2 separate regions of the Homo sapiens genome follow, and region 2 is linked to region 1. Evidence: chromatin contacts called from ENCODE Hi-C or POLR2A ChIA-PET data. All regions are on one chromosome and are shown on one strand. Each heading gives the region's core, a stretch centred on a gene start or an enhancer-like site at or near the end of the contact. The rest is flanking DNA. Distances are from core to core; before and after follow the strand shown. Region 1 overlaps SLC30A7 (solute carrier family 30 member 7). Region 2 has its middle 33 kb from the start of LINC01307.

Region 1 (5,820 bases), core at 1,384-3,883:
TCAAAAAGTGGGAGAAGGATATGAACAGACATTTCTCAAAAGAAGACATTTATGCAGCCAACGGACACATGAAAAAATGCTCATCATCACTGGCCATCAGAGAAATGCAAATCACAACCACAATGAGATACCATCTCATGCCAGTTAGAATGGCGATCATTAAAAAGTCAGGAAACAACAGATGTTGGAGAGGTTGTGGAGAAATAGGAACGCTTTTACACTGTTGGTGGGAGTGTAAATTAGTTCAACCATTGTGGAAGACTGTGGCGATTCCTCAAGGATCTAGAACTAGAAATACCACTTGACCCAGTGATCCCACAAAGGATTATAAATCATGCTACTATAAAGACACATGCACACGTATGTTTATTGTGGCACTATTCACAATAGCAGACTTGGAACCAACCCAAATGTCCATCAATGATAGACTGTATTAAGAAATTGTGGCACATATACACCGGGGAGTAGGGGGTGGGGGGAGGGATAGCATTAGGAGAAATACCTAATGTAAATGAGGAGTTGATGGGTGCAGCAAACCAACATGGCACATGCATACCTATTTAACAAACCTGCAAATTGTGCACATGTACCCTAGAACTTAAAGTATAACAAAATAAAAAATAAATAAATAAAAAAACTAAAGAACCAAAAGGAGCCAATTTTTTTTTCTTTTTGCAGCTAGTAAGTTAAAAAATCTCAATATGCTTTTCACGTTTTTGACTTACTTTTCTTTGAAGGGCTAAATATGTGGATGATTCCAAAGTCAAAAATATTTTAAAAACATATTCTGTCTGGGTATGGTGTCTCACACCTATAATCCCAGCACTTTGGGAGACTGAGGAGGGTGGATTTCTTGAGTCCAGGAGTTTGAGACCAGCCTGGACAACATGGCAAAACCCCATCTCTACAAAAATTAGCCAGGCGTGGTGGTGTGCACCTGTAGTCCTAGCTACTTGGGAGGCTGAAGTAGGAGGATGGCTTGAGGCCAGGAGGCAGATGCTGCAGAGACTGTGCCACTGCCCTCACTCTAGCCTGGGTGACAGAGCCAGACCCTGTCTCGAAAAAATATATAAATAAAATAAAATGAAAATTCAAAGTCTCACTTCTAATCCCTTTCCTCTGCCGAAAAGGTAACTATATTTGCTTTTGATTTATTCTTCCAGTGTTTCTTTTCAAAATTATATGAAAACATTTAGATTATATGCATGTCTCTTCTTCTTATATAAAAGGTAGCAGTGCTTTTATATAGTTTATGCTATAAACCTATATATCATGTGCTACATATTAAGTGCTATCTTGTTTTCTTAATAATATTCTTGAAAATCATACCACATTACCACATAAAGATCATCTTTATTCTCCTTTTTAAGGTTGCACAGAACTGCTTTACTGATGATGTAATATTACAAAATACATATTTGGTCTTTGACCCATTTCCTGATATACAGCTCTTAAAATCCTTGGACTCTCTAAAGTGATGTCTTTCTAATGAGTTGACTGATGGCTGGCAGCCTGTAGGTAGCTTCAGGATGTGGGCTGGTCATGCAGAAAGATCAAGGCATGATTAGAAAGATCCAGATAGGGAGAGCGGCTGAAGGTTAAGTTGATCACCAATGGCCAATTAATCAATCATGCCTATGTAATGAAGCCTCCATAAAAACCCAAAAGGACAGGGTTTGGGAAGCTTCCAGATAGCTGAAGACATGAAGTTTCCTGGAGTGTGGCTCACCTAGAAATGACATGGAAGCTCTATCCTTCCCCCATACCTCACCCCATGCATCTCTTCCTCTGTATCCTTTGTTATGTCCTTTATAATACGCTAGTAAACATGCTTCCCTGAGTTCTGTGAGCTGCTTTAGTAAATTAATCGAATCCAAGGAGGGGGTTGTGGGATCCCCAGTTTATAGCCGGTCAGTCAGAAGCACAGGCAAACTAACCTGGGGTTTGCAAATGGCATCAGAAGTGGGATCCCTCAACCTGTGAGATCTCACACTGTCTCCAGGCAGTGTCAGAATTGAACTGAATTAGAGGATACTCAGCTACTGTCTGCTGGAGAACTGATTGTGTGAAAATAAGTAATTCAAAATCTAAGCTGTTGGAACTTCAAAACATTTTGAGCCTTAAAGGAATGTGATTATAGGACCTCAGTCACGTAACAGGGAACTGTAACCACTGTTTCTCTGATTAGATTTGCCTTCTCTCTTACCCACATAGTTTTATAAAATGTTGTAAATGATTAAAGGGCACCTAGGCAGCCCCATTCTCTCTTCACTGTAGATTAACTGCCCTTTTACTTTTTTCATACACAGACTATCATGTCTAAGATGAAATGTTAAAAACACTCTTTTAAATTGAAAAGGAAATGAAAGCAAGCTGTAACTCATTAGATTGTTATAACTCATAAACCAGCCTTGCATAGAAAATGCTATAACCCTAATACATTTGTTTTCTGCCTGTATAAGCAAGAACTTAACTTTTAATTTGGGAGCACAGACTCCATTTCTCTGGAGTTTGTGTTTCCCAGATGGCCATTCTCAGCTTTTCACTTGAATAAAGCTAGACTCTGATTCTTTCGATTATTTCAGGTTAACACTTGCTTGGTGTCTGGGGAAAAAACCCCACACATTTCACAGAAGTCTACTGTGTTGATTGTTGCTGGGTGAGAGAACAGAAAAAGCACTTTGAGTGTTTTTTCCATAGAGATGGCCATTTGTGTTCTTTCCAATCTTTTGCTATTACAAATAAAGGCACAAAGAATGACTTTACAGATATGTTCTTTTATATTTTTTGCAAATTTGCCTTTGGGATATATTCCCAAAAGTGTGATTGCTTAATTAAAGGTATATGCATATTTAATTTTGCTAGACATTGCCCAATTCCTCTGAGTTAATACTATTCTCATTCCTATCAGCAAAGTATGAGAGTACCTATTTTACCCATAGCCTTGCCAAAAGATTATGCAAACCTTTGGACATTTATCTACTGATGGGTAAGAAGTGGTGTCTCAATGCAGTTTTAATTTCTATTTCTTCCTTATACGTTGAGCTAAACTACTCTTCTAAAAGTTGTTTGTGCTTCCTGCCAGAGGATGCCGTCAAGGAGGCATTGTTAAAATCTCTCTTCCCACTGCCGTCACGTCGCAGTCAGTTTTCTAAAGAGCCCGAATGGCTGTGGAAGCTCTTCATTTTCATTGGAGGGTTGGCTTTGAAACAAAGCTGAGGAAGATCTGAGGAGCCATTCCGAGCAATGGGGAACACTCACAGAGTGTGTGGTAATGGGAGATCCAAACACCAGGCACTCCAGGGGCCTTGGGTTTGTCACGTATGCCACTCCAGGGGCTTTGGGTTTGTCACGTATGCCACTGTGGAGGAGGTAGATGCAGTCATGAATGCAAAGCTACACAAGGTGGATGGAAGAGTTGTGGAACCAAAGAGAGCTGTCTCAAGAGAAGACTCTCAGAGACCAGTGCCCACTTAACTGTGAAAAAGATATTTGTTGCTGGCATTAAAGAGTATACTGAAGAACATCACCTAAGAGATTATTTTAAACAGTATGGAAAAACTGAAGTGATTGAAATCATGACTGACCAAGGCAATGGCAAGAAAAAAGGCTTTGCCTTTGTAAGCATGACTGTGGATAAGACTGTCATTCTGAAATACCATACTGTGAATGGCCACAATTGTGAAATTAGGGAAGCTGTGTCAAATCAAGAGATGCCTAGTGCTTCATCTAGCCGAAAAGGGTGAAGTGCTTCTGGAAACTTTGGTGGTGGTTGTGGAGGTGGTTTTGGTGGGAATGGCAATTTTGGTTGTGGTGGAAACTTTAGTGGTCATGGTGGCTTTGGTGGTAGCTCTGGTGGTGGTGGATATGGTGGCAGTGGGATGGTTAAAATGGATTTTGTAATAATGGAAGCAAATTTGGAGGTGCTGAAAGCTACAATGATCTTGGCAATTACAACAGTCTTCAAATTCTGAACCCATGAAGGAAGGAAACTTTGGTGGCAGAAGATCTGGCCCCTATGGTGGTGGAGGCAAATTCTTTTCTAAACTATGAAACCAAGGTGGCTGTGGCAGTTCCAATAGCTGCAGAAGCTATGGCAGTAGCAGATTTTAATTACTGCTAGGAAATAAAGTTTAGCAGGAGAGAAGAGCCAGAGAAGTGACAGGGAAACTACAGGTTACAACGGATTTGTGAATTCAGCCAAGCACAGTGGTGGCAGGGCCTAGCTGCTACAAAGAAGACATGTTTTAGACAGTATTTGTGTATATGGGCAAAAAACATGAAAACTATATTTGTGATTAATTATGTAACAATTAATAACAGGTTATCTTAGTTTATGTTCTGTGGAAAGTGTAAAACAGTCCACTGAAGGGTTTTAATATAAGATTTTATTTTTTGCATCCATGCTGTTGATTGCTAAATGTTATAGTCCGATCATGACACTGAATGTGTCTTTAAAAATAAATTAATTAATCACATTAAATTTGTATTTCTTTTCCTGTAACTTAAATAAACTTATACTTTTACCCAGTTTTCTATCAGGAAGTTAGTCTCTTAATTAAATTACATTTTTATTTTTAGAAGCTCTCTTTATATTAGAAATGTTAGTCCTTCATGATCTAAGTGGCCAATACTTACTCTAATTTATTGTGTCTTGTGACTTTCCTTATGATGCTTTCTTCTTATGCCAAAATTCTTCTTTTTAAAAATGTAGCTTAATTCATTAATCTTTTCTCTTACTGATTTTCTAGTTTTGAGCCACAGCTACCCCTTAATATTCTCATGCTACCGTAAATATTTCAGCCATGCCTTCTTTTAATACTAGCATGGTTTCATGTTTTACTTTTAAAACACTAACCCATTTGAAATGTTTCCGGGTATATAGTATAACATAGAGCTCTAAATTTATCTTTTTCCAAATGGCTATCCAGTTTTTAGGGAAGCCATCTTTTTTCCACTGATTTGAGGTGCTGTCTTTATCATTAGTAAGCCACTATATATATATAAACCCATCTCTGGACCTCCTAATCTGCTCCATTAGTCTTCTTGCTCTTTCAGGTATCTCATTATGTTCATTACAAAGGCTTTATATTTTACATCTTCTTTTCCAGGATTTACTTGGCTATTCCTCCTGTTTGTTTTTTCCTTATAAACTTTAAAATCAATTTTTACTACTTCCTCCTCAGAATAAAAGGACCTACTGGTATTTTTATTTGAATATTTTAAAACTTTTATAAATAAACACAAAAAGCATTGACATGTTGCTGTTTTTTTTTTTTTTAGACGGAGTCTCACTCTGTTGCCCAGGCTGGAGTGCAGTGGCACGATCTCAGCTCACTGCAAGCTCCACCTCCTGGGTTCATGCCATTCTCCTGCCTCAGCCTCTCAAGTAGCTGGGACTACAGGTGCCCACCACCATGCCCAGCTAATTTTTTGTATTTTTTTTTTTTTTTTTAAGTAGAGACAGGGTTTCACTGTGTTAGCCAGGTTGGTCTCGATCTCCTGACCTCGTGATCTGCCCACCCTGGCCTCCCAAAGTGCTGGGATTACAGGCGAGAGCCACCGCGCCCGGCCAGCTGATTCTTCAAAAATGTCATAGTTGACAAAAAAGGCTCTGTTCGAGTCGACTTCTGTGTTTTTTAAAGGGTTTAAATTCCTTGTGTAAATTTTACTCATTTAACCTCTACGTTATCTTTGTTGTTGCTACTGAAGAGGTGTCTTCTCTTTAATTACATCATTCAGTTGGAATTTGTTTATATATATAAAGAACATTGATTTTTGCATATCAATCTTATATCTGTAACTTTGCTAAATTGTCTG
Region 2 (5,887 bases), core at 671-3,170, 350 kb before region 1:
TTTTCTGCTGCAGGAGCTCAAAGCCCTTTTGAAAATACATTAATATCACAGAGGATATGCTTCTAGCAACAGGAAGGGCCTTTAACAAAGAAAAGGCACACTGTCCCCCTTCAAAGTATTTTACTGGGAGGTTATATACTTAGTCCCAGCTGCTAGTGCTTAGGGATATATCGTTTCTTTAACTTTTTTTTTTTTTTTTTTTTTTTTTTGAGACAGTGTCTTCCAGGCTGGAGTGAAGTGGTATGATCTCAGCTCACTGCAACCTCCACCCCCCCATGGCTCAAGCAAACCTCCCACCTCAGCTTGCCGAAGTGCTGGGATTACAGGTGTGAGCCATCACGCCTGACACATTTTTTCTTTATTCCTAAAATTCATTGAATCTTTATCCTTTAAGATGAATGATTGTGTGAAATAGCTTAAAGTCCTTTGTTCCTAATTACAGTGATTAAAGTAGTGATCAGACACGGTATAATACCATTTTTAAATAATAAACTAAATAAACTGGACATGGTGGCTTATGCCTATAATCCCAACACTTTGGGAGGTCAAGGTGGGAGTATCGCTTGAGGCCAGGAGCTCAAGACCAGCCTGGGCAACACAGCAAGACCTTGTATCTAGAAACAAACTTTAAAAATTAGCCCAGTAGGCCGGGTGCGGTGGCTCACTGCTGTAATCCCAGCACTCTGAGAGGCTGAGGTGGGCAGATCACCTGAGGCCAGGAGTTCGAGACCAGCCTGGCCAACATAGTGAAACCCCCTCTCTACTAAAAATACAAAAATTAGCTGAGTGTGGTGATGGGCGGCTGTAATCCCAGCTACTTGGGATTACAATTGTCCTGCTGAGGCAGGAGAATTGCTTGAATCCAGGAGGTGGAGGTTGTGGTGAACAGAGATGGTGCCACTGCACTCCATCCTAGGCAACAGAACAAGACTCCATTGAAAACAAACAAACAAACAAAAAACAAACAACAAAACAAACAAAAACAAACAAACAAAAAACCATAGCCCAGTATGGTGACATGTGCCTGTGGTCCCAACTACTTAGGAGGCTGAGGCAGGCAGATCCCTAGAGCCCAGGAGGTTGAGGCTACAGTGAGCTATAATTGTGCCATCCAGCCTGGGTGACAGAGTGATAAATAAACTAAATAGGTAAACTCAATAAACACATAAACTAAATAAATTGATTTCCTCACTTGGTTCCTTATGGAGGCTCTTCATAGACAGCTGTCAACCTCTTACTGTGTTGGACACTGAAAGAGGAATGGATGGTTTCCATGGTCCCTGCTGTCAAGAAGCGTACATTAGAAGGGAATACTTACTCAAGCAAACATGCTTCATTACCAGCAAAAGTGAAATACTATGACATGTGAGAAGAAAGCAAGCCATCTTTTTGATTTGAAGAATAAGGAAAAGCATCATAGGAAAAGTAGCATCTTAGTTGGCCGTTGGAGGAAAAACAGAATTTTAATAAGGAAAGAAAGGCATAAAAAGAGCAATCCAAGCTGAATAAGAATAACAAAGTCATGGAGATGTGAAAGTGCAGGGTAAGTTCAGGAAATAGGAAACTGCTGTGTGGTTAAAGCAATGGGCACGTGGGAGATGGTGGTGGAAGATGCAACCCGATCAGGCAGGAGCACAAACATCAGACTCTGGATTGCATCAGACCCAGGAGAGTGTTTTCAGTCAGATTTTCAACAATGACAGCCTTGTTAGAATAAGTGGGTGGCTTCCCCTGATAACTACTTTGAAGGACAACATTCACTGAGGTGCTTAAGTTCTAGGACTGCTTAAAACCAAATCAGGTCCCATTGCTTGATAATTACAGCTGATAAAATCATGTCTCTGTACAGGAAAATTTAGCACCAATTAGTTAAATCATCAGGCTTCAGAGCAGAGTCATCAGCAAAGCCACAAAGGAGGAAGAGGCTTAGTCCTGCTGGGCAGTCTGGCAAATGAAGTTACTAAGTATAAACATAAAGTCTTCCAGGCACTCCCCTTGGGAAAATCTGTTTCTCGCTTGGGGGAACTGGAGAGGTCTCTCCTAGGATCAGGAGTTACAGGGGATGAGGATGGTGGGGGTAGGGGTGCATGGACTGAGTTTGGGAAGGACCTAGCATCGTGGAGTGCTCAGGTGCAAAGGAGAGAAATCAGGAAAGAAGCCCAGTTTATCTCTAGCACCAAGGTAAGATGGAAATGGTGGGGGCACTGAAGGAAGATTGCAACTTGTTCAGCCTCTGGGTGCCCAACATGCATACCAAAGCCTCAAGATAGAGCACCCATGACAGCACAACTAATTCCAAATGCTACAAGCTTGTGGTTCAAGGCTACCAATAAAATACCCTTAGTCCCACCCACAAAGTTTCTAATTTAGTGAGCTAAATTAGACCTGAGATGGGCTGAGAATTTGATTTTCTAAGAACTTCTGAGGTGGTGCTGATGCTGCTAGTCTAAGAACCTCCGACCTAGAACTTATGAACCACAGCCCTCAGGTGACATGTTTAGTAGCTGAATCTGAGAGAAACTGCAAAGGGTAGGAGTTGACAGTTTCCAGCTCAGACTACCTGAGGGGGATCTGTATGCTCCAGAGACTGATAAACATCAAAACAAGCAACAATCCAAGACAGATAGTGATCATGCAATAAAAAGAAGGCAGAAAGGGAAGGTTAAAGGAAGGAAGCAGAGAAGGAATCTGGGCCATTTGCCTGGAGACAACCACCCAGTAGAGCAGAAAGGAGCTGCATCACTAGCCAGTCACTCGGAAGCTACAGCTCTGTTGTCACCTGGCTGCATCTAGAATCATCTACGGAGCTTTCCAAAAATGCCAGGTGCTAAGCCTCACCCCCCCAAACAAATTAAATCAGAATCCTACAGATGGGGCTCTGACTGTGGGAGTTTCTGAAAGCTCCCAGATGATTCAAACGTGCAATTAGGGTTGAGAGTCGCTGTTCTAAGGGAAATTTGATCCTGTTTAAAGAAAGAAAGAAAGAAAAAATCCAATAGAGAAATCTGTGGAAGAAGCAGTCTATCTCTACTTAACTTAAAATGTAACAAGATTTCTAAAGTGATTGCTCCTCACCTTCTTACTCTATCCTTCCCAAACCTTCAAATTCGTTTACAGCTGTGGATACATCCAGCACTGTGCCTGAGCAGTTTCTTTCTTATTTATTTATTTATTTATTTATTTATTTATTTATTTATTTATTTTAAAATAAAGATGAGGTCTTGCTATGTTGCCCAGGCTGGCCTCAAACTCCTAGGCCAAGCGAACCTCTTGCCTCAGTCTTCCAAGTACTGGAATTACAGGTGTGAGCCATTGTTCTCAGCCTATGGAGCAGCTTCTGTGCTGTTGTGCTCCCCCATGCTTTGCTTACTGTGGATCATGATTACGGATTATGGTTAACAGCAGTCAAACAAGCCTTGTAGCTGAAAATATTGAAAGAGGCCTTCTCCTAGGGCTCACTCTCTTCCTGTCTCTCGGAGGTCTGACACCAAGACAAATGGTTTTTGTCTCTGCATAGCTACAAATCTATGGATCATTTATTTTATATTAGATTAAAAATGTGAGCTTAAGAGTCAATGCTGCCAAGCATGGTGCCTCATGCCTGTAATCCCAGCAACTCTGGAAGCAGAAGGATCTCTTGAGCCCAGGAGGTCAAGGCTGCAGTGAGCTATGATCACACCACTGCACTACAGCCTGGGTGACAAAGTGAGACCCTGTCTCTAAAAACATTTAAAAGAGTAAAAGTAAAAAAGGGTCAATGCCCTTACAAAAGAGATTTCTAGAGCATCTAGTCAAATTTTATATATCTATGTCTGAGCATACTGAAGAATAAGTGAAATGTTATATGAAACTGCAATATATAAATAGATAAAAAGAAGCATTATAGAACTGTGTATGATGTTATTATTTGTGTTAATAAAAGAAAGAGGTGGGGCAATATGGGGGAATATCTCCAAAAATATAGATAATAGATTGTGACATTGGTTTACTCTAATGTGGGGCAGATTAGTGAGGAGACTTTTTGCTATGTGCTCTTTTCTACCTCTTGAATTTTGAATCACTTACATGGATTACCTATTCAAAAATAAAATTTTTTGAATTAACTTTTTATAGTGGGGCCTGTTCTGGTTAAAACAGTCTGGACCTTCCTTTTCAACCTCTTCCCCTCATCCCAAGCCCTCACACCCAGACAAAGATCCATGAAGATTTCTAAACCCATGATGTTCCTCAGACGACGCCTCCCCCACATGGGGTTTGGTGGAGAACTGCTAAACCATTTCACTCCCACATTTTTGTTTTCTTATTTTTTGTAATGACAGGTCTCACTATGTTGCCAAGCCTGGTCTCGAACTCCTGGCCTCAAGCAATCCTCCCTCCTTGGCCTCCCAAAGTGCTGGGATTATAGGGGTAAGCCACCACATCTGGTCCAACCGCACATTTTTGAGCAGCCAGAACTGATAGAGAGAGAGACCCAGTGACTTGTTCAAAGTCACACAGCTAACATATACATCAAAATCTGATTATTTCTCCAGTGTTTTTTTTTCTTTGCCCCCTCAAACATTTAATCCTTTCAACACAGCCTCTCAGATACTTGATGAACTTCTATACCTATGCCAAAGAGATAGCATTAGTACAAACACAACAACAGCGGCAGAAAAAAATGTACGGACCAGACACCAACTAAGTAAACACAAGCCGCCCAGTCACAACATTAATTATACAACAGCAACAGTCCTCACCACTTGTGAGCTGTTTACCACTGCAGTATAAAAAGGTTTATGTAGCTTATCTGAGTGTTTTGTGGCATGCGTCACAAGACAAACATTTGGAAGATGAAAGCTCCATACACAGATTTCTTTGGTGCTGGCACAGCCCTAATGACCACTAGGTGGCAGTAATGTCCTAACAACAATACTGCTGCTGACCTAGAACCCTTAGAAAGTGTAACAATGAATTAATATCACACAACTGACTACACATCTGAATACACAGCCTTAGTACAAAGCTCCAAATAATTCATTCGTTTGATAAGTTGTGCTACCATTGTAACAGCTAAGAATGTTTTAGTTTATGTCACAAGTAGGCTCAAATCAACAGCCTTTGGGCAGAATCTGGTCAGCAATGTGTTTGTCTAGGGTAGTATTTGGTTTTGTTGTTTTGTTTTAATCTGTAATGCTTTTTGGCAAGCCCTCTCTAATTTGCCAGAACTCCCATCATTCTTCAATATCTTATTCCATGCCCCACACATGTGTATGGCCCTGGAAGGCATTTGAGATTGGGATCCCTGCTAGAATATCTTTGTCTGAAATACACAGTGACTGTGCATTGCAGTCTAGCTGGTCTGGTCAACTCTCTTGGGCTTTTCCACCTCCATTTATTTATTTATTTATTTTGGAGACAGAGTCTCACTCTGTCACCCAGGCTGGAGTGCAGTGGCATGATCTCGGCTCACTGCAACCTCTGCCCCCAGGTTTCTAGAGATTCTCCTCCCTCAGCCTCCTGTGTAGCTGCGACTACAGGTGCATGTGCATGCTTTTTTTTTTTTTTTTCAGATGGAATCTCCTGTCCCCCAGGCTGGAGAGCAGTAGCGCAACCTCGGCTCACTGCAACCTTCGCCTCCTGGGTTCAAGCAATTCTCCTGCCTCAGCCTCCTGAGTAGCTGGGATTATAGGAGCCCGCCACCACCCCCAGCTAATTTTTGTACTTTTAGTAGAGACAGGGTTTCGCCATCTTGGCCAGGCTGGTCTCAAACTCCTGACCTCAGATCATCCACCTACCTCGGCCTCCCAAAGTGCTGGGATTACAGGCATGAGCCACCATGCTCGGCCCTCCATTTATTTTTCCCTAAGTCATTTTGGAACTGTCCTCACAGAGTCGACAAGAATTG

The links. A loop is a pair of places that touch in the nucleus more often than their neighbours do. ChIA-PET counts read pairs that join two places held with the same protein, here RNA polymerase II (POLR2A). Pooled maps may share reads with other maps.
Region 2: a loop to region 1 is called in a map of uterus, with 4 times the contacts of the local background. The contact joins two enhancer-like sites. A Hi-C loop is called at or near these places in 3 of 168 maps with a recorded cell type or tissue (PC-3, gastrocnemius medialis and uterus) and 6 of 50 pooled maps. POLR2A ChIA-PET finds 5 or more read pairs at or near these places in 13 of 52 experiments (B cell, CD4-positive, alpha-beta T cell, CD4-positive, alpha-beta memory T cell and 9 more).

Annotation. Positions count from the first base shown.
Region 1 is chr1:100,939,309-100,945,128 of GRCh38, reverse strand. All of the region lies in intron 8 of SLC30A7 (solute carrier family 30 member 7), which reads right to left. It also overlaps the pseudogene HNRNPA1P68. Among named protein-coding and RNA genes, the nearest start is that of SLC30A7, 46 kb to the right of the region's middle. Within about 2 kb of position 2,633, at least 2 of the 41 ENCODE cell types and tissues checked have a DNase peak (open chromatin) inside an H3K27ac peak, as active enhancers do.
Region 2 is chr1:101,287,609-101,293,495 of GRCh38, reverse strand. No RefSeq gene overlaps it. Among named protein-coding and RNA genes, the nearest start is that of LINC01307, 33 kb to the left of the region's middle. Within about 2 kb of position 1,920, at least 3 of the 41 ENCODE cell types and tissues checked have a DNase peak (open chromatin) inside an H3K27ac peak, as active enhancers do.